2 separate regions of the Mus musculus genome follow, and region 2 is linked to region 1. The links are chromatin loops, found by intact Hi-C in ENCODE. Cell type or tissue: left cerebral cortex. All regions are shown on one strand. Links, peaks and the distances in the headings refer to the core of each region. The heading gives the core; the rest is flanking DNA. Region 1 overlaps Mark1 (MAP/microtubule affinity regulating kinase 1). Region 2 holds the start of Mark1 (MAP/microtubule affinity regulating kinase 1).

What was found. A loop is a pair of places that touch in the nucleus more often than their neighbours do. Peaks named below come from ENCODE experiments on the same cell type or tissue, not always from the same donor. Only the 100,000 strongest peaks of a DNase experiment are listed, where the experiment ranks them.
Region 2: a loop joins it to region 1, with 2.7 times the contacts of the local background. A loop is called at or near these places in 2 of 42 quality-filtered maps.

The regions. Positions count from the first base shown.
Region 1 is chr1:184,898,927-184,914,983 of GRCm38, reverse strand. Mark1 (MAP/microtubule affinity regulating kinase 1) reads left to right here. Exons shown (of 18, transcript NM_145515.2): 11 at 355-467; 12 at 2,349-2,502; 13 at 2,795-2,988; 14 at 6,555-6,655; 15 at 7,737-7,901; 16 at 9,330-9,581; 17 at 14,131-14,175. Among named protein-coding and RNA genes, the nearest start is that of C130074G19Rik, 24 kb to the right of the region's middle. In left cerebral cortex, for the core only: no CTCF peak of the experiment used is centred there; DNase peaks (open chromatin) are centred at 5,492, 6,221, 6,673, 9,427 and 1 more place; H3K27ac peaks cover 1,579 bases.
Region 2 is chr1:184,991,121-185,007,177 of GRCm38, reverse strand. Mark1 (MAP/microtubule affinity regulating kinase 1) reads left to right here and starts at 7,629. Exons shown (of 18, transcript NM_145515.2): 1 at 7,629-7,756. The coding sequence starts at 7,706. Gm39728 (a long non-coding RNA gene) reads right to left here and starts at 7,612. Exons shown (of 5, transcript XR_865821.3): 1 at 7,425-7,612; 2 at 4,426-4,503. In left cerebral cortex, for the core only: no CTCF peak of the experiment used is centred there; DNase peaks (open chromatin) are centred at 7,950, 8,304, 8,934, 9,587 and 2 more places; H3K4me3 peaks cover 3,102 bases; H3K27ac peaks cover 2,685 bases.

The DNA of each region.
Region 1 (16,057 bases), core at 4,608-12,607:
GAGCACTGACTGCTCTCACAGAGGACCCACGTTCAGTTCCCAGGACCCAGAGTGTAGCTCACAACATCTGTAACTGCGGGTCAGGGGGACTGATGCTCTACTCTCACATCCATAGGTACCAGGCAGTCATGTAGTGTACATAGATGCATGCAGACAGAACACTTAATAAAAAAAAGTGTATAGTACCTCAATATATTCTACCTGTAGGTCGACAATTCAAAAGATTTCATAGTTAAAACCCATTTTGGGTGTTTTAAGAACTAGTTTTCCCTAACAGTATTGGCAAATCTATGTTTTTGCTGATCATTTACTAAATCAATACACTTTAAGAAAAGTTCTCCTTTTTCTTTCTAGACATTATGGTCACCATGGGTTTTGCACGAGATGAAATCAATGATGCCTTAGTAAGTCAGAAATATGATGAAGTTATGGCTACTTACATCCTTCTAGGTAGAAAACCACCCGAGGTAAGTGGTTTTTGTCTTTTTAAGTTAATGTATATTAATTTTGAATTAAATGGATAAAGATAAGTTAGGAAATGTATTTGGTTCTTTGTAGGACCAAAAATAACACAAAGATCCTAATAGTTTTCTTAGAGATCAGAAATCAAGGGGCTAAATTGTTTACTGATCTCATTAGGGCCAAGCAGCTCCAGCCACAGTCTCAGCTTTGAGTCTGGTGTCCCCAGAGTCATATGGTGTACACTGTGTAGTCAAAGGCAGTGTGATTATCATAAACGTACAGAAACAAGACATGAAGGCAAAAATAGGCACAGGAAGCTGAAACCATGTAGACAAGTGAGACCCTAGGGAAAGATGCTGCGTGGTTTCGGCCTTGTGTCCAGTGACTTCTGGATGCCCAGCTGAAATTCTCGGGGACAGCAGAACGCAACGGGAAGGAAGAAGACACATGCAGAAAATAACTGTATGGAAGTGGGAACCATGCAAGGAAATGATCCTTTGGGAAAGCATCTAGAGAGGAAAACATTGAAAAGGAGTTTCAGAGTACTGGTCATTTTATGTGAGAGCATTGAAAGTTGAAAATTAGACATCTGTGACAGGTGTTCTCTAAAAAGGGCTATAATTATTCATAATTAAATAGGAACCATGAACAAAATCATATATTCCAACTGAAACATACTGAGCCTGCCTTCTCTCAGAAACTGTGCTGACAGCATGAGGGAAAAACCAAAACGGCTTCCTGTCCAGCAGCCCTTGGGGTAGAGCTAAGCAGCCAGCCCCACTGTACGTTACAGGGTGTGCTGCAGATACTCCGAGACTATGGGAGAGCTGGCACCTACAGCAGCTAGGGTGACATTCACCTAGGAGGTGCACGTGGCATGACACTTGGTGACCAGGGGAAGTGGGATAAGCCCTGATTTCTCACAGATGCCTGCATGTATAAGGTGACCTATCAGAGAGACCTAGTCAAGAGACTCAGGGAATGGCTCAAATAGTTATTTCTAGCCTCTTTTGACTGTTCTCCTTGGACTTCAAATGACCACTGGGCACTTTAATTTCTTATTAATGCAAATACAAAGTCCAGGCATATACTAAAATCAAATATGAATTACATTGGAAGTAAACTGTTGAAGCTACTATGACTGGAAAGGTCAGGTTCACAGCCCCTACCAGAGCCATTAACTGTGCACTTCATCCTCTGAGCCTCAGTTTTCCTGTCTGTAAAATGTGGATAGTAACACTCAGCTCTTGGGGTCATTCATTGAAAAGGTTTAATATGTTAAACCTTGACCCTGCCTTACAATAGCTGCTAATGGGTCACTGCGCACGCTGCTGCTGTAGTGAACAGTGCCAGTCCCGAATCCCACCGCAGTGCCAGGGTTCACTCAGAGCTTCACAGCAGCACACGGCTGCAGACTGCAGAGAGCTTGTGTCTGTAAGCTTACCATGGTCAGGGCTGAAGGAAGTCATTTTCTAATCAGAGCCAACAGAATAAAGTGTGTTTTGTAAGTGCGGAAAAGCAAACAAAACAGTGTAATTTTAGTTGCAATTGTAAAATATGCTTAATAGCCCCTGTGTGCACATACATACCTGTACATGTATACACACACACACACACACGTGTGTGTGTGTGTGTGTGTGTGTGTGTGTGTGTGTGTGTGTGTAAGGCTTTAGATTTCATCCTGCCTGAATACCCATGGTGTCCTTGACCTTGGTTTTTCCACCTGGAGACGCATGTTAATGCATCCCGTGTTTGAGGCAATGGTTAGACAAGTAACCTGGTGTGTGGAACATGTCTGCTGTGCAGTTGCCATGTTTGAAGTCTCTTTTTAGTTTTGATTGTTCCTCATACAACATGGAATCGTTTTGTGACCTCTCTTCTCACAGTTCGAAGGTGGTGAGTCACTGTCCAGTGGGAGCTTGTGCCAGCGGTCGCGGCCGAGCAGCGACCTGAACAACAGCACCCTTCAGTCGCCTGCTCACCTGAAGGTCCAGCGGAGCATCTCGGCCAACCAGAAGCAGAGGCGCTTCAGCGACCACGGTGGGGAGCAAGTCTAAGAAGGGGGCATTCTGGCCCTGCCTAGTGTGCGCTGCCCAGCATGCTCTCATGTCCTCTCTCCCGGGGCCTTCTCAGACGGGCATCGCTGGGTGACTGACCGATCATAGGGTCTCTTCTGTGGGACCTGAACCAACTTAATTTCTCCTATAATCGATTTAATCTTAGTGGCGAGTGTAAAGCACACAGTGTGGATGTTGTTAGCATAGGAGGGTTCTATTGGCAGGAAGTATATGAGTTCTTTCCCAGCTAACCTTGCTGTTTGTACACATTGCAGCCGGCCCCTCCATCCCCCCTGCCGTCTCATACACCAAGAGGCCTCAGGCCAACAGCGTGGAGAGTGAACAGAAGGAGGAGTGGGGCAAAGACACAGCCCGCAGACTTGGCAGCACCACAGTGGGATCAAAGAGCGAAGTCACAGCCAGCCCCTTGGTGGGGCCAGACAGGAAAAAGTCCACAGCGAGCCCAAGTGTGAGTCAGAGCTCTCCTGTGTCAACACTTACACTCATGTGTCAGAAGTTTTTTTTATAAAATCTTGTCTTTTGTCTTTTTAAATGGTTCAAAGTGAATCATAATTTAAAAACCATGAGAAGGGGGGCAGGCAGACATCTTGTGAATGTAATAGAAGAAACATTGCAGAGAATTCTGTGTTGTTGTCATTGTCCTTGTTTGGAAGGCAGTTTCACTGGATAGCCCAGGCTGTCCTGGAACTCACAGCAACAGCAGTCCTACCTCAGCCTCTCAGCGCTGGAGTCTAGGCGAGAGGCCTGCTCCCAGCTCCCGTTCCTCAGCAAAGCATAGCCTCTCTTCAGAGTGCTACACTATATCCCTGCTCCTTTTGTCCTGCTTTTGTGATATTTATTTGATATAAATTGGTGAATTTAATCTTACATTTACAGGTAAACTGCTGTCTAAGGGCAGACTCATTAAAAATTTGCCAGCTTTCCTCCTGTGAGGTCTCCTAAAATGCCACACTCTAGAAATTAAATCAGGCACCAGAAGAGAGGCCACAGTAGTGTCCTGTAAGATAGCAGGAAGAAGAAAGATTAAAAAGTGTGTGTGGGGGGCAGGGGGTGAGTGAGAACAGGGTGGGTGAAATCTGGAGGTGAGTGAGGACAGGGTGGGTGAAATCTGGAGGTGAGTGAGGACAGGGTGGGTGAAATCTGGAGGTGAGTGAGGACAGAAAGCAAGGTGAGGAGTGGTTAGCCTTGTCGGTAGGAGAGCTGACGGCCATGAAGGAGCAGAGTTAAGTTACTTTCCGATATTTCATCAACAGTTTGCATATTAGAAGATGCAGTCGCATTTCGAAACTGTTGGAGAAGGAGAAAAACACTTTAGGCCTAGAATTTTATATCTAAACATGCTAACTATATTCTTAGGCATAAAATGTGTCAGCTGTTTGGCTACGCATTGACTATTTAAAACACTGCACTACTTAGGGTATCCTCACAAGAAGAGAAGATAACATGTTGCTGTAAAATATAGAAGCTAAAAGTAATCCAGTAACTTAGCAAGGGCCAGGAAGATGGCTCAGTGGATAAGGATGCTTGCCGCCATGCCTGACAAACTTGAGTTTCATCTGGGACCCCAGAGTGAGAAAATTGTCCTCTGATCTCTACACATGTACACACACACACACATGCACACCCATCACCCACCAACACACCTTCCTCTCAAACGGTATGGTTTCTGGTGCCAGTATTCTGTGTGGTAATTGAGACAATACTTTTTTCAAATATATAATCAGCTTAGCACTTCCTAGTCTAAAAAGTAGATGTGCATGCCACTTTCCACGTGGGAAGTATATCAAGTCTGCAGGGATGGCTCAGTGATCAAGAGCACGCACTCTTACAGAAGACCTGGTTTGGTTCCATATGGTGGCGCACAGCCAGAACTCCAGCTCAGGGGCTCCAACAGCCACCTCTGGCCTCCATGTGATATACCTACGTGCATGCAGGCAAAGTGTGCATACACAGAAAATGAAAATAGATAATGGTGGCATGACTGTTTGCCCTCTTCTACCTCATCTACTTGGAAATGATAAAAATACTTATTTTTTTCAGTACTTACTTCCTTGTCAGCTGGAGGACTGTTAGGAAGGCCAGCACCCCACATAGCAGTAAAAACAGACTGTCCCTGTGTAGCCTGCCAGTCCCCTCTGATCGAACCTTCTTGGCATGGCCAACTCAGCTCTGTCCTCTCCTGTCTGTCCTATGTGCTACTGTGTCCTAATCCTGATGCTGCAGATTGTGCAAGGCCTGTGTCCCCAGTGGGCTCTCCTATGGGCCGTCCACATCTCACCAGCCTGTCCATAGCTGTGGCCGCCCAGCTCTTAGCTGGGGTGGGAACTGCTCTGTTCACCGTCTCCTCAAGCCTGCACTCTGTCTATTGACATGGAGGCTTCCTCAGAATCCTCAGTGCTGAGGTGACTAACGAGTGTTCAGACTGTATTCATTTACTTTTAAAAAGCGTTACATCCAAAGTAATTATACTACATTATTTAACACTTAAAAAACGTAAGCCAGAAGATTCTGCCACAGTTTATAGTTTTCTCTTTGCTGTCTATTTCTTTCGGTCTGAACTTGTAGAATAGATTGGGTCAATCCTTCTGTGGGACTTCTTTCGATAGAGAAAACAAATATGAGCATGGCATAGCTGTTTCATTCTTTTTACGACAGGTCAACACTGTATCTATTTTGTTCTTGGGATGGTGTGGCGTCCTTCTAGACAGGAGCATGGAAATCAGTGTAGTAACTGCATGGCTTTTATAAGTATCAATGGCACGTGTGTCATGATCTAGTCAGCCTTTCTTTGGGAGTGATGTGCATCCTCCGACAATTCTGTTATCCCTTCATTTTTTTAAACAATGTATTATTTGTGTATGTGTGTGTGTTTGTGTGTGGTTGCTACATGTGTGGGGGTGTCCTCAGAGGCCAGGAGAGGTTGTTGGATTTCCAGGAGCTAGAGTTACAAGAAGTTGAGCCCTGGACACAGATGCTGAGAGTCACACACAGGTCCTCCGCCTGAGGATGGCTGAGATGTCTCTTCAGCATTTGGAACGATTTTTAAAGCTGTGCTTGTGTAACTTTCCTTATGATTTCCCCTTCTGCATCTGACGCTGAGGAGATAGCTGTTGACTGCTCATACTAAACGAATGTTAGAGTGACTGTATTTTAAAGACTTGTAAAGGCTAAATTGGATAAGAAGATATTTTCATTGAAGAATGAAACAGAAGAGTTGTTTTAATCCCTCTGAAAGTCACTTCTCCAGAGCTTGGGGGGCAACTCTATGGTAAAGTGCTTGCTTAGCATCTGCAAGACACAGGGTTCAATTCCCAGCACCACAAACAACAACAAAACAAAACCACAAAAAGCAGAAAGTCACCCCTGTCTATTTTTATACTGGTAACATGGCCAAGGTTTGGCAGGCATGATGGTATAAGGCCAGGGGTCTGCTGAGCGGTAAGGAGAATAACCCGTCCTAGCTACCCTTCTTCTGTCCTTTATAGACATAGCCTGTCTCCTAACTCAAATGTGGGATTATGGACCGTATCCTTGGATTGCAGTGCACAGCCATCCGTCAACCCTCAGCCAGGCTGCACTAGCCCACACACTTTAGTCCTTATGATGTTCACAGGCTACAGAGGCCTCTGGAGGGAACACCATCCGCACGGGCCGTTCATGCTGAGATCGAGAGCAGCTGCTCTCTGCTCTGCCCTTACTCAACCTGCCGCTCCCTGGACAGAGTAAATGAAAGCCGCTTCCTGTGGCTTCCCAGTGCTGGCTGGGACTGTAAGCTAAAGCCCTAGTGGGTGTGAATTGGCTCATGCTTTCTCTTGGTTTCGGTTTTGCTTTACTTTTTATTTCTAACATCTACACATGAGAAAGAGGAAAAACTGGATCCTGCTTATGTGAGATTCTAATCAGCTAAAATTATGCTGTGAAGGTTTTCTAGTAATTAACAGTTTTAAACACATTTCTTTGATTTCACACTAATATAGTTCCAATTTTTAAATTGATCTTTTCTTCTCCTTAAAGAACAACGTATATTCTGGCGGTAGCATGGCGAGGAGGAATACGTATGTGTGTGAGAGGAGCACAGACCGGTACGCAGCCTTGCAGAATGGAAGAGACAGCAGGTGACTGTCACTGGGCCCAGCAGCCAAGTGGCTCTGCCATTGCTGCATGTTAGCTTTGCTGAAATGTCCATAGCTGTGTGGGTCCGAGGGAAGGAGGTCAGAGCAGTGAGGCTGTAGTAGCTGCTCGCTCTCACGGGGCTGCTTGCCTTGGTACCCCAGTGAAGGGTGCCAGGGTAAGAAGTAGCCTCTCCTGGCTGCCCAGGGCCTGGATACAACGTGGATGCAAATACAGCTCGGTACCAAAGCAGCGTGTGCAATCCCAACCTGACCCTCGAGACTGAGGCTTCTCTCTGTGTACCCTGCCTCTGTCATCTCTCTGCCCCTTACCCTTCAGCAGCTCACGTGATACCCAAGTAATGAGAGCTTCCTTTCCTTCCTCTAAGCAAGTGTGGTCATCTCAACTGAAGGTAGAAGCACAGACTTTGTACTGAGTTCTAGTGTAGTTGGAAAACCACTGGCATCACATCAGAAGGATGGGGCACGGGTTGCGATGAGGTAGAACATTGGTGTCCTTCAGCAGTAGACACAGGGTGAGTGCTGGGAGACAGCACGCAAGGACGGCGGTAGCTTCCTGCCGTAGCGTCCTGGAGGCTTGACAGTCGGGAATGTACCGTTTCTCCTATCCCCGGTACTAAGCTATAGCTCCTTATGTCCATAGTGGCTAGCCTGTTGCTCATGGCATGAGACGGCACTGTGATGTAAGCTGAAGGAGGTGCTGTCTGCAGCAATGGCATTTTTCATATAATTATGAGTTCTTAATGCTTAAATAATGTAGGAAGATTTATACCAACACATCACACAGAATTGATCTTAGAATAAGTGAAAAAAGACTCCAACAGTAATCAACTGATTTGTAGCTGACACACATCCACAAATATGCCCTGCCCTCTCAGACTCACAAGCACAGAACAAGAACCTGAGAGCTTTTCAATGGTCACACCTTAAATGGAGAGTTGTTTCATTAATCACTAAGAATGTGTTTGTTTCTTTCAAGTGTTTCAATCACGAAAGTGTCAATTGATTGAGATTCAGGAAATCTTTTTCTCAGCTTTCAGTAACTGTACTTCTTCTTTTATGTCAGCCTTACAGAGATGTCTGCCAGCAGCATGTCCTCGGCGGGCTCCACCGTGGCCTCTGCTGGCCCCTCAGCACGTCCCCGCCACCAGAAATCTATGTCAACCTCTGGCCACCCTATAAAAGTTACACTGCCAACCATTAAAGATGGCTCAGAAGCGTATCGGCCTGGGTGAGTCCTGCTTACGTGGCTTTCTCTCCTCAGGAGCTCTCTGAGGAGCAGTGTGTGCGTTAGCAGTCATCTAAGCTACCTGACATCATTTTCCAGAAGAATATTCTTAATCCACCCATTAAGCAACGCTGCCTAATTTATCACTTAAGTAATTTTAATGGCTGGCAAGATGGGGCAACAGATGGTAAAGGCGCTTACCTCCAGGAGTGATGACCTCCGTCCTCTCCCTGGAGTCCAGATAGTGAAAGAAAAGAGCCCGCGCTCAGGAGCTGTCTTCTGACCTACACACATGCTCTGTGGCACGCACAAATAAACTAACCTTGTAAAATAAAAAGTAAGTAAGGTGAGACACACAGCGAGCCAGCTATGATGGCGCATGTCCCGGTGCTGGAAAGGCAGAGGCCAGTGGAGCTTTCTAAGTTCAAGGCCAGCCTAGTCTATGAAGCAAGTTCCAGGGCAGCCAAGGCTATGACACAGAGGAACCCTGTCTTGAAACTGTACCCCCACCCTTGCTCAAAGAATGGGACACAGAACCAAATCCTGTTGGCACCACAGCCGTAGGTCCTAGTAGGTGTGGTATTAGTGGGGCAGGCACAGTGACAGCCGCTCGGGCATAAAATCCAGTTTGCGGTTTTTAAGTTTCACTCATGTAGGATTTCTGAATGTAGGGCATCTTAACATGCGGTTGCTTCAGGATTAGGTTCTATCCGTCACACTGACAGCTCCATGCAGCACTGTAGCCCCTGGAGTCTCAACAAGAAGCATGGGGTGATGTTATGAAAGGCCTTTTGACAAACAATGAAATCCATTCTGTACATTGCTAAGCAACATATGTTAAAAGCATTCAAGTTGAATACCCTTTATCTGGAGTTCCTAGGCCCAGGAGACTTTGGGATTTTGGATATTTTCCAATTCCACAATATTTGCATGCATAATGAGATAGATGGGATAGACCTGGAATTTCAACATGAAATTCATTTAGATTGCTAGCATGCCTGACATGCACCGCCTAAGCTCATTACATAGTGTGTTTTCAGTGGATATGCATGAGGTCACACATGGAATTTCTCATGTGTAGTGTCATATCAGTGCTTAGACAGTTTTTGGATTTGAAGCATTTGGGATTTGGATATTCTGATTATGTAATAAATACCGCACGTGCTGCACTCTGGCTGGCATTCCAGATTCTGACAGCTTTGTCTTCATGTCAGAAATATTAGAATCTATAGTAAAAATACAGTTTAAATTGGCATCTCCTCCTTGTATAACGATATAGTAAATTAATTCTCCCATGTACCTCATTTCTAATGTGGATAAAAATCATTGGGCCAACAGAAATAACCACACCTTTCCCCTCCCCATTTTTAGGTTGAGTGAAATCTGCTCCTGTCATTATTCTAAATAATAGATCTTAATTTCTCCCAGCAGTGCAGCTCAGAGAGTGCCTGCTGCTTCTCCGTCTGCTCACAGCATCAGTGCCAGCACTCCAGACAGGACCCGCTTCCCCCGAGGGAGCTCCAGCCGAAGCACTTTCCATGGGGAACAGCTCCGAGAGCGGCGCAGCGCGGCTTACAACGGACCACCGGCCTCCCCATCCCACGAAACGGGTGCGTTTGCACATGCCAGAAGGGGCACGTCAACCGGCATCATCAGCAAAATCACCTCCAAGTTCGTCCGCAGGTCAGTACCCTCGGGCTGGGGCTGCTTTCTCTGCTGAGGAGGAGGCTTGGTCCTTTCCTTTCACCTGGGCTATGATTTTTCTAGAATGACTTCATGGCATCTCACTGATTTTTACAGGAATTGGGAGTAAAACACCTGGAAGGGATAGTCTTTTTCCTTAAGAAAGAGAAATTAAAAATAAGAACTTAAGGGCTCATGTAGCCCAGTTGTCAAGTGTGGCTGGGCATGCAGGAAGCCCAAGGTTCAGTGCCAGCCTGCGGAAGCCATCACTCAGGAAGCGGTGGCAAGAAGAGCAGAAGATCAAGACCATGGGATCTGCGCCCAGCCTGGGATGCAGAGGGCCCTGTCCCAAAAGAAAAGTGACAGCTTTTGTAGAGCAGAGCAAAAACTTCCCGTAGAAAACATTTTGTCAGGAGTGGGGGGCACACACCTTTGATCCCAATGCTGAGGAGGCAGACAGAGCTCTGAGCTAAAGGACAGTCAGGTCTACATAGCCAGTCTCAGGACAGTCAAGCTATGGAGAGAGGCCCCGTCTCCAAGAATAAAAAGGGAAGGAAGGGGAAAGAAATGTAAGAATTAGCTACGATTTAAAATGTTTTTACTTAGGAGAAGGAATTAAATACACATCTAAGCTTGAAAGAAAAAGAACTAACCTTCCTCACTGCTCTGTCAGGCACCAGTGGCAGGCAGTGATTAGCTTAAATCTTCTTATGTCGTTTATTTACTGAGGTGGGAGGAGAACCACGTGCCATAGTGTGTGGAAAGTGGGGGTCAAAGCACACCTGTCAGAGTCATCTCCCCTTCACCGTGAGATTCCAGGGCTTCAGCTCAGAGCGTCGGGCTGGGTGGCAAGCACATTACCCATTAGGCTGAGAGAGAGAGAGAGAGAGAGAGAGAGAGAGAGAGTATATACTTATGTGTATATGTATAATATTATTTACATTGTATATGCGTTATATATTATGTATGTATGTATGTTTAAAATCCTTTCAAATCACACTCATCATTTAACTTTTTTTGAGTTTTTTTTGTTTGTTTTTTATCATTTAACTTTTTTGACTTTGTATAAGTTTAAGGTCACATGATTACTTAAAAGCTGAAAATCAGAGGCTAAAGAGACAGATCAGCAGTTGTGAGCACTGGCTGTTCTTCCAGAGAACCCAAGTTCTATTCCCAGTGCCCACATGACAGCTCACAACGTTCTGTAACTCCAGTTCCAAGAAATCTGACACAATCACACAGTCACACATACAGGGGAAACACCAGTGCACATAAAAATAAGAAGCAAGGAAAATGTAAAAACCTGAACATTAAAATAAACACAAGATAAATGTGTGTCTAACAAACTAATCTAGTGAAATAGTATAGCTGTACTTCATACAAACTAGTCATGCTGTGTGCTGCACATAGATGATATGAATGCCAAACAAATGCAGACTGATAGAAATGTGACCCATTAATACCAGCCCATGCAACGTGAGCCCTGCCACATAACACTCGGCTATGCAGAGTGCTATAAAGACAAAGAGGGCGGGACCTGGGCCCTCCAAGTCTTAGAGTCATGGAAGAAACAACTGAGCAATGAGCCATGGGCTGAAGCACAATGCAGCTAACAAGGAACGTCACGGGCAGTGCATGACTGCCTCTAAGCAGCTAACAAGGAGCATCACGGGCAGGGCATGGTCGTCTCTAAGGGTCCATGTCACACACTCATATGAGCTAAGCCTTCAGTCAGTGAATGGAGAAGGCATATTGATTGCTTGAACACTGGTGTTTACTTGCAGTGTCTCTAGTGTCCCTGGTCTTCCAGAGTGAGTGGAGAAGCTGGGCATGGTGCCTCATGTCTTTAATCCCAGAACACAGAAGGAAGGCAGATTGTTATTCCAAACATAACAACTTACCACAAGCAAACAGAAAGCTTGGTTGGGTAAAGAAGGGCAGCAACCTCCCCCTTTTCTATGTGCAGGACCACACAGCTGAGTTTCAATCCTTAAACACTCAAACACAAGTATCTTAGCAGACCATCAGTGACCTTATGCTGACTGTACAAGTGTGCAGAGTGGCACACCTAAGAGAAGGACAAGCCCACAGTCAACAGGGAGTCAGAGGACGGTACTGGCAGCCATTGCAAGGTGCTAGTGTGATTGTCGGTCACTGGCACGGTAGATAGGGAAGTGATGTCCTTTCTCCTTGGAATCTTGTGCCTCAAATGCCTGCCAGTTGAGTACAAAATGCTGGATGTGTGGTATTTGTTTTTGTGTCACAGAGCCAGGCTAAGCTGCATGGGCCCTGTGTCCCTATCTGCCTCCCACCGCGAGCCGGCTCCTTAGGCCTTAGACACTGCTGCCCTCTGCTCAGGAGGCTGGACCAGCATGTGAGCACCAGCAGTGAGATGTGAGGGAGCTCCCACTGTGGCTGTGGAGAGCTTGGGCCCGGCAGCAGTGTCCTCTGTGTCAGCGCATATGCATAGGACAGCACAGTCCTGCTGAGTGCAAGTGTCTCCTCTCTGCTGCAGGGTCAGCGGGGTCACTGTTTGTTGCTAAGGCTGAGCATTGCCCTTCTGTGCAGTGTACCCCAGCATCTCACACAGCTGGCATGGCACTGCATGGCAAACCAGCTCAGAAACATATTTATTTCAGTTTGCTATAATAAAATAATTTGTACAGATGGCACTGACTATTTAATATTCTACCTAGTGAAAATAGCAATTATTTTTTAAAAAATAGAAATTTAAGAAACCCTATTTGAGAATACAAATACATTTTATTATTCTTTTGGTTCTGAAAAATAGTGGTTGGTTGGTTGGTTGGTTGGTTGGTTTGCTGTTGGGTTCTTTTGGGGTTTTTTGTTTGTTTGTTTGTTTGCTTGTTTTTGTGTGTGTTTGTTTTTTGCACAATACAGCTATGGTTTTCCTTTTGGTCCTATAGCTAAAGCCCTGCAGGCTTGGGATCCGTGTAGTGTTTAGTGCCCAGACTGAGTTTGTTATATAGCAGCTCTGGCTAATGCACAAGATGGGAGGAGGGCGCACTGGTTTTAATCCTGCTGTGTGCATTTTACATAAAAGTAGAAATGACTAAAGCATTTTTTTAAAGAAACTTAAGCATTCGAGATGGTGATTTCCCTAGCTTCCCAAGGTATCTTTTGTTCTCTCATAAGCTACCTCTTAATATTTGAATATCAGGCTATAACTTGACTCAGTTTATTTACCTTCAAACATCAGGGTAGTTAGAATTCTGGAAGACTTTAAAATCATTTTTTAAAGATTTATTTATTTCATGTATGAGTACACTGTTGCTGTTTTCAGACACAGCAGAAGAGGGCATCAGATCCCATTACAGATGGTTGTGAGCCACCATGTGGTTGTTGGGAATTGAACTCAGGACCTCTGGAAGAGCAGTCAGTGCTCTTAACTGCTGAGCCATCTCTCCAGCCCCAACTTTAAAATATTAATCACTTTCAACGTAAAGTCAATTAACATTTTTTCTGATTTTATTTCACAGAAGATATCTAGAAAAGATTATTGTTCTGTTTATAATTCAGTCTGTATTTTTAGCCTCACCTGCTTGTATAGGCTGATGTGCATGAATTCTTGGCACTTCTAAAATAATTCATTGTGTATTTAAGAATTAGTATTTAGAAAACCATGCTGGCTCCTTCCTTTCTTAAGACTTGTTTCTGTGTATAGCTGTTTTGTCTACATATATGCACAACAGAAGAAGGCAGTCAATCCTATGAGACTACAGTTCGGGACAGTTGTGAGCCACCATGTAGGTTCTGGGAATTGAACCCCTGTTCTCTGGAAGAATAGCCAGTACTCTTCACTGAGCCACCTCTTCAGCCCTGGGCTCACTTTCTTAGTCTCAGTCTCTCTCCTCTCCTCTTCTCATCTGCCAGCACTGTGTCTGTCTGTGTGCGTGGTGTGTCTGTGTTTGCTCCTCTGTCACTATCTACCTTATTCTTGAGACAAATTCTCTTTCTAAACCCAGTGCCCACTGCTTGGGCTGGCCTAACTGGCCCTTAGACCCTCAGGATGTCTCCAGAAGATGTGCACTGCTTTGCATGAGTCAGGGCCTCATGCTTGTACAGAAGAACTTTGCTCACTCATCTGTCTTCTCGCCTCCTGTCTCCTAAGCACAGCCTTAGTTGAACAACACAAGCTTGTGTTTAGCTGCAAGATTAACATGTTTGCTCGACTGAGCAACAGCCTCTAGACGTGCATGTAATAATGTGAAGTTTAATGTTGATAATCATTAAACCCTATTTAACCTTAGATTATACTAAACTAAGCTAAAAGATAAATATTAAATTATAGTTGTAGCTTGGAATTGGGAGGTTGTGTTTAAAGCAACTAACTTTTCCCTTGATAGCTCCTGCTGACGGTATCTAGTAGATAGATGCTCAAGCAATGGCTTCGTGTTGTGGTGAAAGCGTGAAGGACTCAGAACCAGCAGTAATGAGCAAGCTGACATCAGTGTTGTTTTAGTTTTGGGTTTTCTTGATCTTTTTGCTTTTAAAATTGTTAAATCTCAACCTTCTCTTTATTTTTGAGGGATCCAAGTGAAGGCGAAGCCAGCGGCAGAGCCGACACAGCCAGGTGAGCCGCAGGTGCCAGTGCTCGCACGCCTGTGTGGTGGTGGGCAGCGTGACCCTTTGATGGCATCTGCACTGTGAGCCTTCCTGGTCCAAGTGTGGTGGGTTTCCTGATGTCACCTAGCATGCAGTGAAATTCAAGCTTATCAACCTTGAGTTTGTAACTCACTAATTGGAATTGCATACTTGGTAAAGAAATGGGCTTTTCGTTCTGTCAGAAAAGTAGGTCAGAGCAAGGGATTTATAGGTGAAAGGGTACTGTCCTCTCTAATATGGCGTCACTAAGGTGAGCCTTCCCGGGATCGTGCAGAGCACTGAGGTAACTAACATGCAGAGAATTTGACGAGAGTACTGTATTTAGGTGAGTATGTAATCTTGCACCGCAGTATAAAAGTCTACGCTGGCATGCTCTCTGGGTTTCCCCAGAGAAACAGGGGGGACAATTAGGTAAATACTTTGCGTCCATTTAACAGTCTGGCATGTATTTTCTTGATTGCAGCTTTTAGCTCTTTAGAGGCTCAGATATCTGGGATTGAAAAGAAATACTTTATGTTCCTTTTTATAGTTTATAATAGGTTTTTATATATTATATGTAAATGCATATGTACATATTTCTAGAAGAGACATAAATGTCTTTCAAAGATACAGTTTCTTCCTTAAATCACAAATGAATGAGGAATGTTTATAGGCAAAAATTGCAGCTCATCTATCTTCGGACAAAAGTGCAGTATGTTTAACCCCAGGCACTCACTCTGTATCACGGAGATCTATCTGTTCAGTTCACCTTCCTGTGCTTACTTGAGATGGTTTTCTGGTTCAGTGTTACCTATGAGATATCTGTCCAGAAAATTCAATGTGCCAGCCGTCTCTTGTGCCCAGTGTGGCTCTGGATGCCTGCGGTGTGTCAGGAGTGACGCGGGCAAACATGCTGGAGCTTGCGATCTAGGGGCTGTCAAATGATCCATCGCTAAGAAGCCTGATGAATGGTCAGTGCGTGTGAACGCATGACTAGGGAGGGGTGGCCATGCTAGGTCAGGGATCAGCGGCTAGGGACTGTGGTGTGGATAAGAAGCAAAGAGTGGAAAGGCGAGAGGAGGTTATCCCTGGAGCCAAGGGAGGCTTCCTGGCCTGTGCGGACACTGGAGAGGAGAGCACAGACCTGAGGCCAGGAGCAGCATGGAGACCAGTAGGTCCCACAGGAACAGCATGGAGACCAGTAGGTCCCAGTGGGAAAAAGTAGAGAATGAGAAAGCAGGGGTGGGTGGAAGCCACAGGCACCTTCCAAACCAGAGCAAGCATGCTGCCACTATATCTTGACAGTGTGGTTCACCCCCCGACTGTAGGGCTGAAACCTCTCTCTTCTGCAGTCATGACATTGCTCCTAACTAAGAGGATAAAAACAAAGAATGTTTATACTTCAATACTGTGTTTCATAAGAGAAATCCCAGTGGTGCCTGATGTGTGTCTGTGTGCAGCTTTGTAAAGATGTGTGTGCTTGCATGTATGTGTGTGTATATATGAAAGTATGTGTGTATGTGTATATTTGAGAGTGTGTGTCTGTGTGTGTGTGTGTGTGTGTGTGTGTGTGTGTGTGTGTGTGCGAGCTATCTGGAGCATGTCTGTCTGACAAGTAGAGAATCTGTGTTTTAGAAGTGACCCCAAAAATATAGGAAAAACTATTACATTTTCACTTTCAGCTGCACATTTGTTCCCCAGAACAGATGCACACACCTAACACAGTTTGCTGCTTTAGACTGCAGATGCTAAATGCCAAAGTAGACAGTGCCCCAGGCCTGTTTACAGCATGGCGATAACATGCATCTCTGCTCCCTCTGAGGGCTGACTGCATGTACACTGGAGTTGCCGCTCACACTTCGTGGCTGTGG
Region 2 (16,057 bases), core at 5,180-13,179, 92 kb before region 1:
GTGCATTTAGATTGGGACAGAGATCCATAATACAATCCATATAATTTAGACCTGTCGCCTGGGACTAGTCTGTAGTTAAAAGAGGAGATGACCAAGGGATATCAGGCAATGGCCTTATGGGACCTCAGGATTTGAACTGTCTGGATGCAGGAAGAGCCAATCCAAATGTCATCTTGTAAGTGGGTGAGAACTTTTGTCTGTCCTCCATGGGCTCTTTCAGAGGTGCTTAGACGAACACCCAGCCTTAGCAGGCCTGAGATTTGTAAATGAATGAATGAAAAACAACGTGACACGTGGTGCCAATGTTCATACGTGGGAAAGTAAGGAAGCCACCGAAATGTGAGTGGGAAAACATTTAAAGTCGGAGGGAAAAACTGAATTAAGTTTATGGAAGGAAATTACAGAGTTAGTGTGTGTGTTTGTGAGTGTGTGTGAGTGTGTGTGTGTGTGTGTGTGTGTGTGTGTGTGTGTATGTGTGTGTATTTATTGGGATTTAAACTCAGGTGCTCATGTCATCGAAGGAAGTGCTCCTATCCACTTAGCCACCTCTGCAACCCCCAAAGCTAATATTTTATAGTAACAAAATTAGCATAAAACACAAGGGAATAGTTCACTTAGTATGTTGTCTGTCAAGTCAAGTAGTGAAGTAGCAAGGCTATTAAACAGGAGATTATGTTCCATTATGTTCCATTTGTAGTCACAGATGCCAAGGGGAAGATAACCAGCTCCTAACCAATGTCTTATGTTAGGGTGGCTGCCACGAAACATTCAAAGGATCGTCCCCCTTTCCTTGTGACACTACTACAAGGTCACGGTTTGGAAGCTGTCATGAGGCAGGTGCCTCTAGATCTGCGCATGTATGAATCTATACGCAATGGTTGTCCCTTTATTTGAAGGTCATGCTACCCATGTTGAATTTCCACCTGCGTTTTCCAGCACTGCTAATGCCACATCCATCGGCCACGGCCAGCTTTTCTCTGTCCCAGGTTCTCACTGCTGTGTGGTGCTGTGATGCTCAGACTGTTGACTGAATTTTAAGAAGAGGCCACACAACCTGGTTGTATTAAGTTTGCCTTCAGTCCTGAGTGCAAAATCCTGGGCCTTGTGAATCTAGACAAGCGCTAACCACTGAGCCATTCGGGTTTTGAAGACTGCTCTCTGGGGTTGATTTCCCAGCTCCATGGCTTCTAACATACCCTTATTGTATAGTTCCATTTTAACTTCTATAACCTATGTGGAAGGACTATTTCCTGACCAGCTGCTTGATGTCAGTATAGCTTGGTTTATGTAGGAACTTGCTTGAAGGAGTGTTCTGTTAAAAGGACTAGTGACTACCAATTTCTCAGTACAGATAAAAGGATTGCAGGAAGACCACAGACAGTAAAACGTCCAGCGTTGTGTTAAAGCTACCTGTCTATGGGAGACAGGACAGAGCCAGTTTCCTACCCAGTCAATAGCATTTATTGGGGACATTTGGGAACATATTCTGTACAGTGTGTGAAGTCTGATCTACTCCTATCCCCTGAGTATAATTTTTAATACTTGTTTTATAACATTCTCAATTCCTTTGTGATGCTTCTTCAAAATTCAAGAGACCCTGGAAATGGAAGAGGGAATCTCCAAACATGGAGCATTTAGAAACTGGGCATATGCCAATTTCTGAGCACCATAGTAGGCTTTGGGTGAGGGGAGGATTTCAAAGGTGGTATTGCTTAGCTCACAGCTGGGTAGGGATCAGTGGGAGACACAGCACAAGGGAACATCAGGAGGGAAGGACTGTCCAATTGGCAAAGCTAACCTAGGCACAGGCACGGTGATCGGTCAGCTGTGGGCATAGGGAGGAGCAGGTACCAGGGAAGGTTCCCAAGGAACTTGAAAGGTCAGCCAGAGACTGTCGGGTAGAACGATGGGGAGGACATTCCAGAAGGGGGAACAGATGCCAGGCATGGAGGGGTGAGCAGCACAGGGTGACCGGGGAATTCCAGACAGCCCAGCTTTGCTGATCAGAGAGTTTCTGGGGGGATGGAAGGCAAAGTCCGTCCGTCACTGAGCTATGGATGTGCCACTGGTTTTGAATATGGATGGTAGCAAACTTGTGAGCATAGTGGGTAGCGCCAATGACTGTGATGGCAAGAGCTGACTCTGGGGCTGGCTTTGGTGGCGGTGAGGTATATACACTGCTAGAGGCAGTCCCTTAGTTTTTCAATTTTCTTTTAATTGTATACCTATGGATGTTTTACCTGTTTGTATGTATGCCATGTGTGTGCCTGGTGGCCAAAGAGGCCAGAAGAGCATGTTGGATCCCTACAGAAGGCAGGGAGCCATCGTGTGGGTGCTATGAATGGAACCCAGGTACTCTAAAGAGTAGCAGTGCTCTTGACTGCTGAGTTTTTAAAATTAAATTAAATTTAATATCGCGGATATACCGGCATGTGTGTGCACATATGTGTGTGTGTGTAGGGCAGAGGTTAGCATGAAGTATCTTTTACAATTGCCTCTTCACCTTATTTTTTGAGATAGGGTCTGACGGGACCTGGAACTGATCAATGGATTAGGCTGGCTGGCTGGACTGGAGATCCTGCCGTAGTCACTTTGCCAGCACTGGACCAGAGAGAGCACTCCCAGCACTGGAGGTGGGGGAGCACTCAGCTCTTCCTTTCTTACATGGAAAAGATTTTGCTGTCTGAGCCCTCTTCCCAATCTCAGCCTTAGAAGTTTTAAATGTTAACTTGTGTGTGTGTATATAAATGTATGAAGGCCAGAGGTCATCCTCGGGTGTCACTGCTCTGGAGCCAACCACTTTGTTCCCCCACACCTTTTTAAAAAAGCAGATCTCTCACTAGGACCTGGGGCTGGCTGACTAGGCTCGGCTGCTGGCCAGCAAGCCCAGTGACTAGGATTATAAGTGTGCACCACCATACCCCACCCTCTGTGTTGGTGCTGGAACTTGAACTCTGGCCCTTGTGTTAATAAAGCAAGCACTTTACCAGCAGAACTACCTCTCAAGGCCAGCCATACAGCTTTTAAAGTGCAATATCTCTTTTCTTTTGAAACTCTCATCCATTCCACACTGAGGGATGAGCGTCAACACATGGGACAGCATGCCTCGCTAGCCATTGGGGTGCAATCAGGACCCAGCTTATTTATGAAAAGAAATAACGTTTCTTTCTCAGTGGGCATTGAGCCTGCTTTCTTAGCTGGGTTCCCTCTTTGTCACCATATAGAACTATCTGTCCTGTCGTCATCTTGAGTGGTTAGATGGAAAGGCATAAGTCTCCCATAGAATGGGAAACAAAAATGTGTCCTCGATAAATAACGATTTTCCAGTCATGCATGTTGGATATTAGATCTATTTTAAATTTTAATTAACTTATTTATTATTGTGAATGTGGTTGGTGCGGGGGAGGGGGCACATGTATGTGGAGGTCAGAGGTAATGCCTCAGAGCCAGCTCTCTCCACCTTGACATGGGTTCTGGGGGTAGAATTTAGGTTGTCCACCTTGTACCACAATAGCCCTTATCCACCGAGACATTCTGCAGGTCTTGACATCAGGCATTGCTAGTACCTCCTATTTAGTACATTTGTAGTTTTATGAACTTACAATTAAAGCTGCTGTCTCTGTCACACCTGACCAATTCTTTGTTCACAGAAGACTATGATCTGTTCATGCTTCTTTGTATGTTTTCAGCATGTTTCTTGCTGAATTCTTCTAAAGGATGATGCTGTTTACGGCTGGAAATTATTAGGTGAAGAACAGTTTCTTTGAACAGTGCCTGTTGGGCACATGTTATTCAATACGTGTGTGCTGGGTGCCACTCTCCCACAGAATAAATAATTGATAGCTTCTAATCAAGGTCTTTGACTCTTCAGCATTTGAATCTCTTTATTCTCAGTTTGAACTCACAGAGAAGGGCTATGCACCAGACATGTAATGTAAGCCATTTATACAAGCATGCATTCTTCAGTGTCTACATCTGAAAATACAAAATAACGCTGAAAATAATTTTAATAATATATTCTAGTTAATTTAATATATAAAATGTTTACATTTTAATATGCAATGCATGTCAGTTGAAGAGGCACCTTACATCTTTTCTTTTCCTACTCTTTAAAACATATACATTTGCTACTTAGAGTTAAGCCTAAATCAGGCGCTATTTAGTGTGTGTATCTCTCTCTCTCACACACACACACACACACACACACACACACGGGGTGGGGCATGTGTATACTACATGTGTGTAGTGTATGCACCTTACTTCTTTGAGACAGTGTCTCTCAGTGAAGCTGAGCCAAGCCAACTAAACATCCTTTGCCTCCACCCCCACAGTAGGTGGGTACAGTCAGAGTGGCCATATCTGGCTTTTACACGACGCTGGGGATTCAAATTCAGGGCTTTGTGCTTATGTGGCAAGCACTCTTACCTGCTGAGCCACCTCTCCCGTCCTTAGGTGATACATCTTCATGAGACATACTTGATTTTTGTTTAGGTTTCAGAACATCTGGAGTTTAAAAAAAAAGTAGATTCCAACAGTCATGTTCTCTCTAAATAACTTTTAAAATGCCCAAACATGGAATCAAACTTGTTTCTGAATTTAAATTATGATGAAATCAATAAAAATTCAAATGACTTCTCAAGCGGGGAGGAGCCAAGAGTAGCTAGTGCTGCCAGTAGTGGCCAGTGTAGTTACAAAATTTCTTCCATGGGGCCATGGTTAACAGCACTCTTTAGCCGCCATCCATTTGGGTTTAGCACATTGTTGATCTCCATTTTTCTTGTTTTGGCAGAACCTCAATTTTCTTCTCAAACTTTTAAATCACTCTACCCCAGAAGCTTCTAAACTACACGTCACATTTTTTTAAATAGCCCCAAAGAGAATTGCTAGAAGCCTTAGAACATTCCCTCTGCCATTTTCACAAAGTCACAGTTATAAAAACCCATGTAGGAAAACGTTGCTTGTGGCATTTTCATTATTAAGGACTAGGGTTAAACAGTTTGACAACATCCCAACATCCCCTTATGCCGTTTTGCAGCAGAAGAGCACACAACTTTTTTTTTAATGGAGGTTTTGTTGTTTGTTTGTTTGTTTGTTTACCTATGAAAAGTGCATTTTTCACTATATACCAAACCTAGGACTGTGGGTGTTGCCATGAATTAAATGCTAGTTTTTAAAGGTAGAGTTATTTCTTGTCTATCTTACTCAATAGAATTATAATTCTGGGTTATTACAAATCATTCCCGAAGCCAGGCAGTGGTGGCACACACCTTTAATCCCAGCACTTGGGAGGCAGAGGCAGGCTGATTTCTGAGTTCGAGGCCAGCCTGGTCTACCCAGTGAGTTCCAGGACAGCCAGGGAAACCCTGTCTGGAAACAAACAAAAACAAAAAGAGAACAAGAAAAACAAAAATAACCATTCCCTTTGATGTAGCCCCTTTGCTAGGAAAGTTCCTTAGCAACAATATAACAATATAAAACTGGGTTCTTTAAATAATAACCACTCAATTCCAATTTCACTACTTGAGCAAAATGTAGCTAAGAGTTGTCTGTGTGGAAGCCACTGGGCTCAGATCCTAGGCTTCCCTTTGAGCTCTGTCTCTAATTAGCTCCATCTCTCACAGGGGTGAGCTCACGGTCTTGTGACTGGTACACCATTGAACACCCCCAGCCATTCCAGTTATCTTCTTCTGTGTCTCATTAGCCTGAGGTAGCTATGATCGTGAATAAGTCAAGTCAGAGGAATTTTGTGAAATGGAAATACCCATCAGGGTTACCAGAGGAATGAGGACAGGGGATAGCATGTGAATAGCCTTTGAAGAATGACATCTAAGCTACTGGTGGAAGCCTTGTTGCATGGGGGGAGCACCTTGCTTGCTTATTGCTAGGCTAATGCAGACATAGTTGGAACACAAGGGACTTCTGTGTTAGCAGGGGTGCTGAGTGCACAACCTCCAGCTGATGAGAAAAGTACAAACTCATGCTTCAGTATATCTCGGTGAACCCCGATTTCTGAAGGACTCTAAAAGTGTGCCATTCCCAGAGGCACACCATAATGCAGGCTGTGGCCTTGTCATTAGTTCCAAAGCCTAAGTGCTAGTTGAACAGTAGAGATGGCCACCAAAGTGGTCTTGGGATTTTCATTTGCTCTGTGGAATTGAGAAGTACTTACAACATAAGATGCTTGAGAAATAAATATGCAGCTCGTGTTCTAGAAGCGACTACATACGGTGTGTGTGTGTGTGTGTGTGTGTGTGTGTGTGTGTGTGTGTGTATTCCCTCAAGATATGGGTTTGCTATTTTTAGGTTCTTCTGGCCCATGTTTTAAGGGTCAAGTGTTAAGTTTTCAGAAACAACTTTTAATGAGTCAGGATAAAAACCATCTGGCACAGGAATTCTTCCTCAAATGGATGCATTTGGGAAAGAGGAGTTTCCCATCATCCCAAGATTCCCATTTGAGGTTGAAGAAAGAAAAGGAATAGGGAGATGGTAAAGTTTTATCCTAGAGGCCAAGTGTGCAAAATATCAGAGTAAGAATGACAACATTGCATGGGGACAAATATGCCCAGGACCTGGAGTGGCAGGTGGAGGGAAAGGCAAAGCAGCCTTTTGGAAGGAAGAGTTCCAGACAGACCACAGAGACAGCCTTCTTACTCTCTCTGAATAAGTAGCCTAAGTGACACTTCCTTGTATCCCAGGAAGTGACGATCAGCCACTGTAGACATCAAGTCTCACCCACTCCAGGGATGCTGTGGGGTGCGGGGAGCCCTCTTCCACATGCTTTCTGGGCCAGCTCCTTTCATGAGGCTTTTGTGCCTTTTGTCCACGCCTGCCCCTGAACAACACCTCAGGGCAGAAGGATGCTGAAGGAAGGCTCGAAGAAAACCAGGAATTAAACCAGAGGAGAATTTAAGGATGGGCCAAGTGGAGAGTAGGATGGATGGTACCCAATGCTCCCTCCAGTGAAACAAATAAAAAAATACATAAAAAAGGAGGAAGGAGGGGGATCGTTCTCTATTCGCACGAACCCCATGTGTCCCCAGTGCCGGTTTAAAAGCCACACAAGAATCAACATCAAATCGCAGGACGCCCGCCGGAGGTTCTGAGGGGACAGGCTGATCCGCGGGTGGGGCGAGTCACTAATGAAATCCGGCCCGGCGGGCGGAGGCGGCCCCGCATCCCTAATGAGGGAATGAATGGAGAGGCCCCTCGGCTGGCGCCCGCCCACCCGGCGGCGGCCGCCAAGAGCCTCGGGGCGCTGCGTGCCGTGCCGCGCCCGCCGCTCCGCGCGCACCGGCTCCGGCCGCCGAGGGCTCCGGCTGATCGCGGCGGGGACGGCGCGGAGCGGCGCGCGGGCTCGGGGCCGCGGGGCCCGGCGCGGATGCGGCAGCGGCGGCGGCGACGGCGGCGGCGGCGGCGGCGCTCACCTGAGGCGGCGTGCGGGAGGCGCTGTCAGGGCCGCGCTCGCCGGGCGCCGCGCTGAGGCAGCTCCGGGGCGCCCGCTCTCCACTCAGCCCGCCGCGGCCCTCCGCGCCCGACCGGCGTCCCCGCGGCTCGGTCCCCGCGTCCTCGCCCGCCTTCCCGCCCCGCGGCCTGCGGGAGCCGCGCGCTCCCCGGCGCGGCCTGCTCGCGCGCGCCCGCCCTCGCCGAAGCCCTCCGCGGCCCGCGACCCGCCGGACCCCCCGCTCGACCCCGCTGCCCGCGCAAGATGTCGGCGCGGACGCCATTGCCCACGGTGAACGAGCGGGACACGGAGAACGTGAGTCTCCCGAGCCTCCGGCGCGGCTACCTGGGCGAGCCCGGCCTGACCCCCTTCCCCGTCCTTCCCGTCCCTACGCGGGGAGCCCCGGGGCGGCCCTCTGCTCGGAGGGGGTCCTGCCTGAGGGGATGCGGAGGGTGATGGAGGGCAGAGGGTGGGCGTCCAGAGTGGCTTCGTGAGCACCCCAACATTCTGGTCGCGCCCCCAGCCCCCCACTCGAGTGAATGGATGCTTGCTTGGCTGCAGCCCACGAGCCAGCCGAACCTCTTACACCTCGGCTGTCCTGGGATCTTTCAGCCCTTTGCTTTTCTGGATTTTTTTGAGTCCTTTGCAAACATACACCCCACCCCACCCCCGCATTGCCCCATGACTTTGCTTTTTGTAACATCAGGTCCACATTGGGGGGTGGGGGGGGGCACGGGCACCTTAGGGATAAAGAGGGCAGTGAAGTAGAGGGGTGTGTGTGTGTGTGTGACTTTATGTCACTGCAATACTCTCAGTGAAGAGTGGAAGATTTCACTTACAGCTTCTGTAGCCCCAAGGTGAGAAAGAAAAGATTTAAGAACCCCAAGAAGCCAGCTGTCTTCTTCTCTTCCTCAATCCAGTGTTCGTGACTCAGGGACAGGTTTTAAGTACTTCTCCTCAGAGTGTCACAAGGCACATTTCTTTGAAGGCAGGATTTTTCTGTGTCTGATCAAATTGCCCTCAGGAGCTTCTTTGTTTAGTTTGGTTTGGTTTAATTTTTTTTTTTTTTTTTTTTTGTTTTTAAATCAAGATTGAGATGTTCACTCGCCGTATTTGAAGTCTAACAAAACCAAGAGAAAGGCCAATTGTAATTTCATCTTCTGAGACGGACGATTGTGTTTATATGTGTGTGCAGGTTCCTTTGCAGGAAAGGTGGCTTTCTGTCACTGTTGTTTTTAAAATTCTCCGCGACCTGCCAAGGGGCCCGGAGGCTCCAGAGGGTCTGGCCTGATTGCTGACAAGTTTTAAGGAACTAGGGGGTTCTAGGCTTTGCGTGGCCGACCAGAGAGCTCTCTGGGTGTCTACGCCCCTCATCGGTCCTCCAGTGCTTAATGTACCAGTGACTTCATAGGGATTGTAAAGTAAAAATACTCAAGTGCTTTGGTGTTCTGAGACAAAAGATAGGGGAGGAGAGACAGGCAGGCTCGCTTTTCGAAGGGGCAAATGAGGCACAAACATGGGTGTTTTATCTAGAGAGTAGGGTTTGCATGTACTATATTTATTTGAAGGGATAAGAACACAATTCTACAGAGACCATTGTTAGAAGAACTAGGAAATTGTATGGGAATGCTTTGTCCTCTCCTGTGTCCTACACTTGAAATGATGAAGACACCAGGGCTGTCACCACCGTCGTACCTTGTTGCTCAGTTTGCACCGTGACTGTTGTCTTAGAGATGACACGGCTGCATAATTTTCACTGAAAGGCTAAAGGAGGTTGGAGGAAAGGGTAAAGAATTTGGTGGCGGTAGGTTTTCAAAGGTAAAGATTTATTATTAAGAACATCCTGTCATTTAAGAGTGACCGTGAGGAGTCAAGCGGAAGATGACCTTTGTTTTAGGGTCAGAATTCTGTGTGTTAACCTAATGTGGAGAGGCCCCGTGGCTTGGTTGTGTCCTGGGGTTTGACGGCTCGGCCTCTTGTTTAGGCGTGTGTGGATAGGGCTCTTTATACAGACATGGGATGGCTTTATAGGAATAGGCAGCAAGGAATTGTACCCCACGCAGCTTCCCATGCAAGAGCAGAAGCACAGCCAAGGGCACTTTAGAGCCTAGCAGTCAGAGGTTGTACATCTCGTTGAACCTTCCGAGGACGGTTGTGCTGTGTAAACTCACGTGCTTTGTGTCTGAGCATGTTCTTTCAGAGCCTCTGCGTGGTCTTGTTTCTACTCTGGTACAACATAACTGTCCCTGCATTTAGCTTACTTTATCTACTATGTCCTGATTATCTCCTCGTTGCCGTGGAAAGCATCCCCTCTGCTGTGGCTGTTAATTAATCGATGAATATGCACTTAACTCTGATTTTGACCTGGAAGGGAACGCAGAAAGGCTTTAGACAAGGCCTCTCCCTACTCAGAGCTGACAGGAGATGTCAATGCAGTCCCAGGTAGTGTACAGTAGAAGACTGAGGATAGCTAGGGCTAAACTGGCTTTGTAAGTGTTCCAGGTGTTTATTGAAGAGGCCACCGCTGGAGGCTGTTAAATGACCACTGGAGTCTTAAATAGCATTATCCATGGTGCCTACCTGCCATCAGTGAAACAGAGTTACCAGTTGGTTTGTCAGTGCATGAATTAATGCCAGCACGGTAGCCAAAATGTGCATTTATTTGTAATCACACAGGACATTTTTAAAGTATAGCCATACTTACTAAGAATATCCATACAAAAATATTGACATATTTTAAAAATATCTATGAAAAAATGTTTACTTCGTGTGACTTTTAGATCTTTTTCTTGTAAAGATAGTAGCCAAAACACTATTACTCTTAGAAATTAAAATAAATAAATACAGTGATTACTAAACAGTATTATATTGATATTTGCAGGTAATATAAACATTTCTTAATCATAAAGTAAACATTGTATATCTATACGCATATACACACACATATATATATATATACGTATATATATATATATATATATATATATATATACGTATATATATATACACACACACACACATATACGTATATGTATGAGTGTATACACACACACACACACCATACAATTCCAGGAGTGTGTGACCCTGCTGTCTCACCTATGACTGTGTAGAGTAGAGACAGAGTTGTTCTTTGGGAACATTCAGTGTGGTCTTCCAGGAGTGCTCATAGATAAAGGTTTGTGTGTGCCTGGTTGACAGGCCTCAACTGAGTAAATATGACAGGAAACAGTGATTAACTCTTAAGGCAGTAAACACTGCGTAGTGAAGAAGAGACATGTTACAAAAGAATAGAATCCCTGTAAAATGCGTTTCACTTTATGTTGTAACGAGTAAGTCTAGGAAAATAAAAATGTTTGAAAGACTTGTTTTTCTTCTCTTCTTTTTTTTTTTTTTATTTTATTATCAGGCCATTCTTGGATAGTGCCAGTATCGATATAGGAGTTATACTAAAATATATTACTAAATATGTCTCTTTCTTCAATGAAACAATTTTGTAGGTGTTTTGGAAAACCTTTGCTGACACTCCTGCTGGTGGGTCAGCAATGCCCCGGCTGATTTTCTGTATTGAAAAACAAGGCTGTATTCCTTATTAGAGATCAGCATGAGGGATTTTAATGTGTTTATTTCTTGGGATGTCTTAAAATTATAAATTTGGCTAAGTTCAAAAGCCTTTAATAAACTTCTTATTTCATGTGGCAACTGTACCAAGCTGTTCTAGTAACTTAGGACGGCCGTCTTTAGGTGTAGATGGAAAAGCAAGTGGGTTGCATGCTTTTACACTCCCCTTGGCTCTGCTCCCTGCGTGAGTTCTTGTACCTGTTGTGTGGCGGTGCACTCATTGCCTGGTCTGTCTCCCGTGCTGTCAATGCGGTAACATTCCCTCCTGAGTCAGTACAATTATCACCAGAGCACATGTGTGATATATGCAAAGGTAGCCATTACATATACCACCCAAGGCTGAAGGCTTCAGACCTGCTCAAGGTCACACAGGTTTCTGAACTCTTAAACTGTTGCTCTTGCTCTTAGGAGGTGGTTTATTTGGTTTGGGCTTAGAGCTGTAAGATGAACACATGTGTACCTTACGGAGGAAGAACGGGCTATGCTTTTATTCACTCCTTCAGTCTCCTGGAGTCCCTGCCCTTTCCCCCTTATCAAACACTTACCAATCCTTTGTGGCTTGGCTTGCTGGCATTTGACAAGACCTCTGAGGTGGCTGCTTTTGTAGCTGAGCCCTGGTCAGAGTCAAATCTCCAGAGTGGGTGCCCAGACAGTCCACTGGGGAAGGAAATACCACTAACATTGTCATTTCTCTTGGTGTTATTATTCAGTCTTCTTGATTTGTTTTGTTTGCGTTTACTTGAGTGTGTGTGGGGGAGTGCCTTGCGCATGCATGTGGAGGTCAGAGGACAACTTTCAGGAATTAGTTCTCTCTCTCCTGCTGTGAGTCCCACGGACTAGATTGTCAGTATTGGTGGTAACTGCTGTTACCTGCCCTTTAGCCATCCCATTAGCCTTCTTGTTTCTTCTTTGTTTTCTGAAAGCCTCCGTGTGCAGAATTAGCTATTTTACAAATACTTTCCCAAACAATAATCCTCATTCTGTCTATCTGAGGCTTCCCTTTGGAGCTTTTTTTTCTTTTTCCTGATGAACATCCTTGGAAGTTCTTTTGGTGAGGCTGGGCATGGTGTCAAATGCTTGTAATCTCAGCACTCGGGATGCTGAGGCAGGAGAATCCCAAGTTTGAGCCTACCTTGAACTGTAGGTTAAGACCCTGTCTCAAAAGGAGAAAAAAGTTCTTTTAGTGAGTGATAGCCACTTGTAGTTTTGTTTTGTCAAGACAGAGTTTTGCTATGTAGCCCCGGCTGTCCTGAAACTCCTTACATAGGCCTGGCTGGCCTTGATATAAATTAAAAATATAAATATTAATATAATATCTTATATTCTATTTTATATTAATATAATATATAATATAAATTAATATAATATACATATAAATATTGATATAAAATAATATGTTTTAATAATAAAAGAAAAGAAAAGAGAAAAGCTAGCTTTTCAGTTATCAGATGATTTCGACCAGAAACAGTGTGATCAGTAGACAATGGGGTGCTGTTTTCTGACCCCTTAAAAAATTAAACCAACAATCTATCTACCTACCTATCTACCTACCTACCTTTCTCTGTCTCTGTCTCTCTCTTTCTGTCTCTCTGTCTCTCTCTTTCTTTGTGTGTGTGTCCAAATATATAACTACAACTTTCTCAGTCCATTTTGTGTTGCTTGCATCTATATGATTTCAGGGCTGGCCTTTTGGTATTGAATAGCAATTGGGGGCTCTGCTCTGGGGAATATGTTTCTCTCTCTCTCTCTCTCTCTCTCTCTCTCTCTCTCTCTCTCTCAGCATTCCTTAGTTGTCTGTAGTCCTTTGTTTAGGGTTGGACCTTCCATATTAGCATTTCTATTGGTGTCTGTCACTTTAAGGTCGCCTTTTTTTTTTTTTGGTGTTGGAGTTTTACTGTAGTATGTTTAGGTGTTTGTTCTTTGTATTTATGAATTCATGTTTTTATAACTTCTGGGTGCCTCTCAACTATTATATTTCTCATCACTGTCTTCCTTCTGGTCCCCTTGTATCTTCCTTGTTTATACTCGATTGGCTTACGTAGACCTTGGCTCTCCGAGATCTTTCACATCTTCATATTTCTTACTAGTTCATTGTTTTTCTAAGCGATGAGCTGTTTAATTGTTACACGCTGCCTCCTGTAGATTCCCGACTTTCATCAGTTTAGAAATGTGTCCACTGTGGTTTCTTCAAATCTTGGCCCTTTTCTCTCCAGCCTCCCTGATACTTGGTTAGCTATGCTAAGCCTTGACTCTGCCCTCCATATGTCTTAACCCCGATTCATTGTTTCTTTGCTACCTCATTGCTTCTTTGTAGTACAGTCTGTAGTACAATCTGCAATGCAGTTACTCTGCAATGTTTAGCTATGTCTGTTTTCAGTTGCATTTAAATGTCTCCCATCCCATCTGTTGACTTATTCTTTTAAATTGTGTTTAAAAACACTTTTCATTGGAGAGATCTGCTTTTGTGGTATGTGGTATCTTTAGGTATGTAGTATAGTATTGTTACCTGTAAACAGTGTGTTAGAGCAAATACCTAGTAATTTTATGTTGCACAACTGAAATTTTGTACTTCTTGGCTGGTGACTGCCTTCTCTGTCTTTCCTCCAGTCCCTGGAAAACACCAATGTTGCTTTGATGATTTTAACTGCTTTACTCATACAAATGGAGTCATGTAGTATTTATCATTTTGAAATTGTGTTTCTTTTTGCATAGTGTCCATAAGGCTCATTTGTGTTTCAATATGACAAAATATATTTCTTTTTATGAGTTAATAATATTTGGTTGTGAGTATGTAGTATATTTTATTTATCCATTTGTCTGTTGATGCATATTTAGCATGTTTTTACTACTAGAGTAAAGGTTTCAAGAAACACTGGAATGAAAATATCTCTTGGAGATCCTAACTTCAATTTTCTTATGAATACCAAGAAGTGGAGTTGATTGGTTACATGTTGTTATAATCTTAACTTGCAAAGGAACGTCCATATTGTTTTTCATAGACACTCCAACGTTTTACATCTTCCACAACAGTGCACAGGTTCTGGTTTTCCTATTTCAACTCAAAATTCTGGCAACTCTTGTTATTTTGGTTTTGACAATAACAATCCTGGGTAGGGATGTAGTTCATTGCAGTTCTCAGAACTACAAACAGATAAACAAACAAGCAAACAAACAAACAAACATTGCTCAATAGTAGCCACCCTGACAAGTGGTACTTTGTTGATATTCTGGTGTTTTCTTTATGATTAGCTATGTTGACCCTGATTTTTTTGTTTTTTTTGTTGTTATATATATGTATGTATACACACACACACACACACACACACACACACACACACACACACACACACATACATACACATACATACATACCATACCTGTTGATCATTTGTTTGTAGTCTTTGGGAAAATATCGATTAAGTTCTGTGCATATTCTAAACTCAGGTTATTTACATATTTGCTATTGAAACGTGTGGATTTCCCAATATGATGTTTGGATAGTGTTTCCAGGTCATATGTGTGTCTCCCATTCACTAGGGCCTCCTCCCTCTACCTTCTCTGGAGTCTTTGTTCTCTTTTTCTTTATCCACTTTGACTTAGCTGCCTGAGCTGCAGTCACACACAGTAAAGCATTGCTAAGCCTGTGTCATGAGCTTTGTTTCTGACGGTTCTTCTAGGAGTTCTCCAGCTTGAGTGTTGTAGTTAAATCTTTAATCTATTTTGAACCTTTTCATGTCTGTTGTAGGGTGACGTGCAGTTTTGTTCGTTTATTGTTGATTGTTTGGGATACTCAGAGTCCTTTATGAGTCTGCGGTTGGTTTTCTATTTCTACAAAATCATGCAGTTGAATTTTGACAGGGATTACAATGGATCTGCAGACTGGTTTAGGTACTTATGGACATTTTCACAGAATTAATTTTTCTAATCTATGAACATGGGCTGCCTTTCCTTTTTTTTCTCTTTAATTTCTTTCAGCAATATGTTGCTTCTTTGGTTGTTTATTCCAAGATATTTCATTGTTTTGGTATTTTAAAAATTGTCTTTTTTTTTCCAGATAGTTTCTTGTTAGCGATAAACACAATCTGATTGTGTACATGCATGTGTGTGTGAGTGTGTGTATGCATATTGAGTTTGGATCCTGGAGGCTTTTGGATTTGTATATTAAGTTTAATAGGTTATTTTAGGACACATGTGGAGGGTTGCACATAAGATTGTCGTATCTACAAACGTATTTCTGTTCCCTCCTTCCTAGTGTGAACACCTTCTTTCTTGTTGTTTGGTTGAGAGTTCCAGGCGTGTATTGAACAGAAAAGGTGAGGGTGGTCATTTGCCGTTGTTCTGATCTTTAAAAAAAAAATTGTTCTGTTCTGCCATTAACTGTGATGTGAACCGTGGGCTTTTCATGAGTGGTCGATATTACACTGATAACAATTTCCTTTCCTCCCAGTTTGTTGAGCGTTGTACTGCATCTTGCCTGATGTAAATGCCTGCATATGAGATCTGTATCTATTGACATTATGATAGAGTTTAATTCTCTTGTGCTGCTGCGGTGTGTACCACGCTGACTTTGTATCTCAGAATGACTGTGGAGAACGCTCCTTTTGGCAATGCAGTTGATTTGTACTTGGCTTGTTTTCATTGCTTGTTTGGAGAACTCTCTGTCTGTCTGTATTCCTAGGCACGTTGGCCGGTGGCTCTCTTTTCTTACAATACCTTATAGTACCTAGTTTTCGGTGTCAGTGTAATGCTGGACTCATAAATGAGTTAGGAAGTACTTTCTCCTCTTCCGATTTAGGAGAGCTCGGGAAGACTAGGAAAGACAGGTTCTTTCCTAAGATTCCTAATGATTCTTGATCAAGCAGTTGCTGGCTGCTGACATGGGCAGTGAAGCATCCGCGCTTAGCCTTTCTTTACTAGAAGGTTTCTGACCGCTGATTCACTCTTTGACTACTTCTAGCTCTGTCTAGGTTTTCTATGTCTCCATAGTAGAGCATTTGT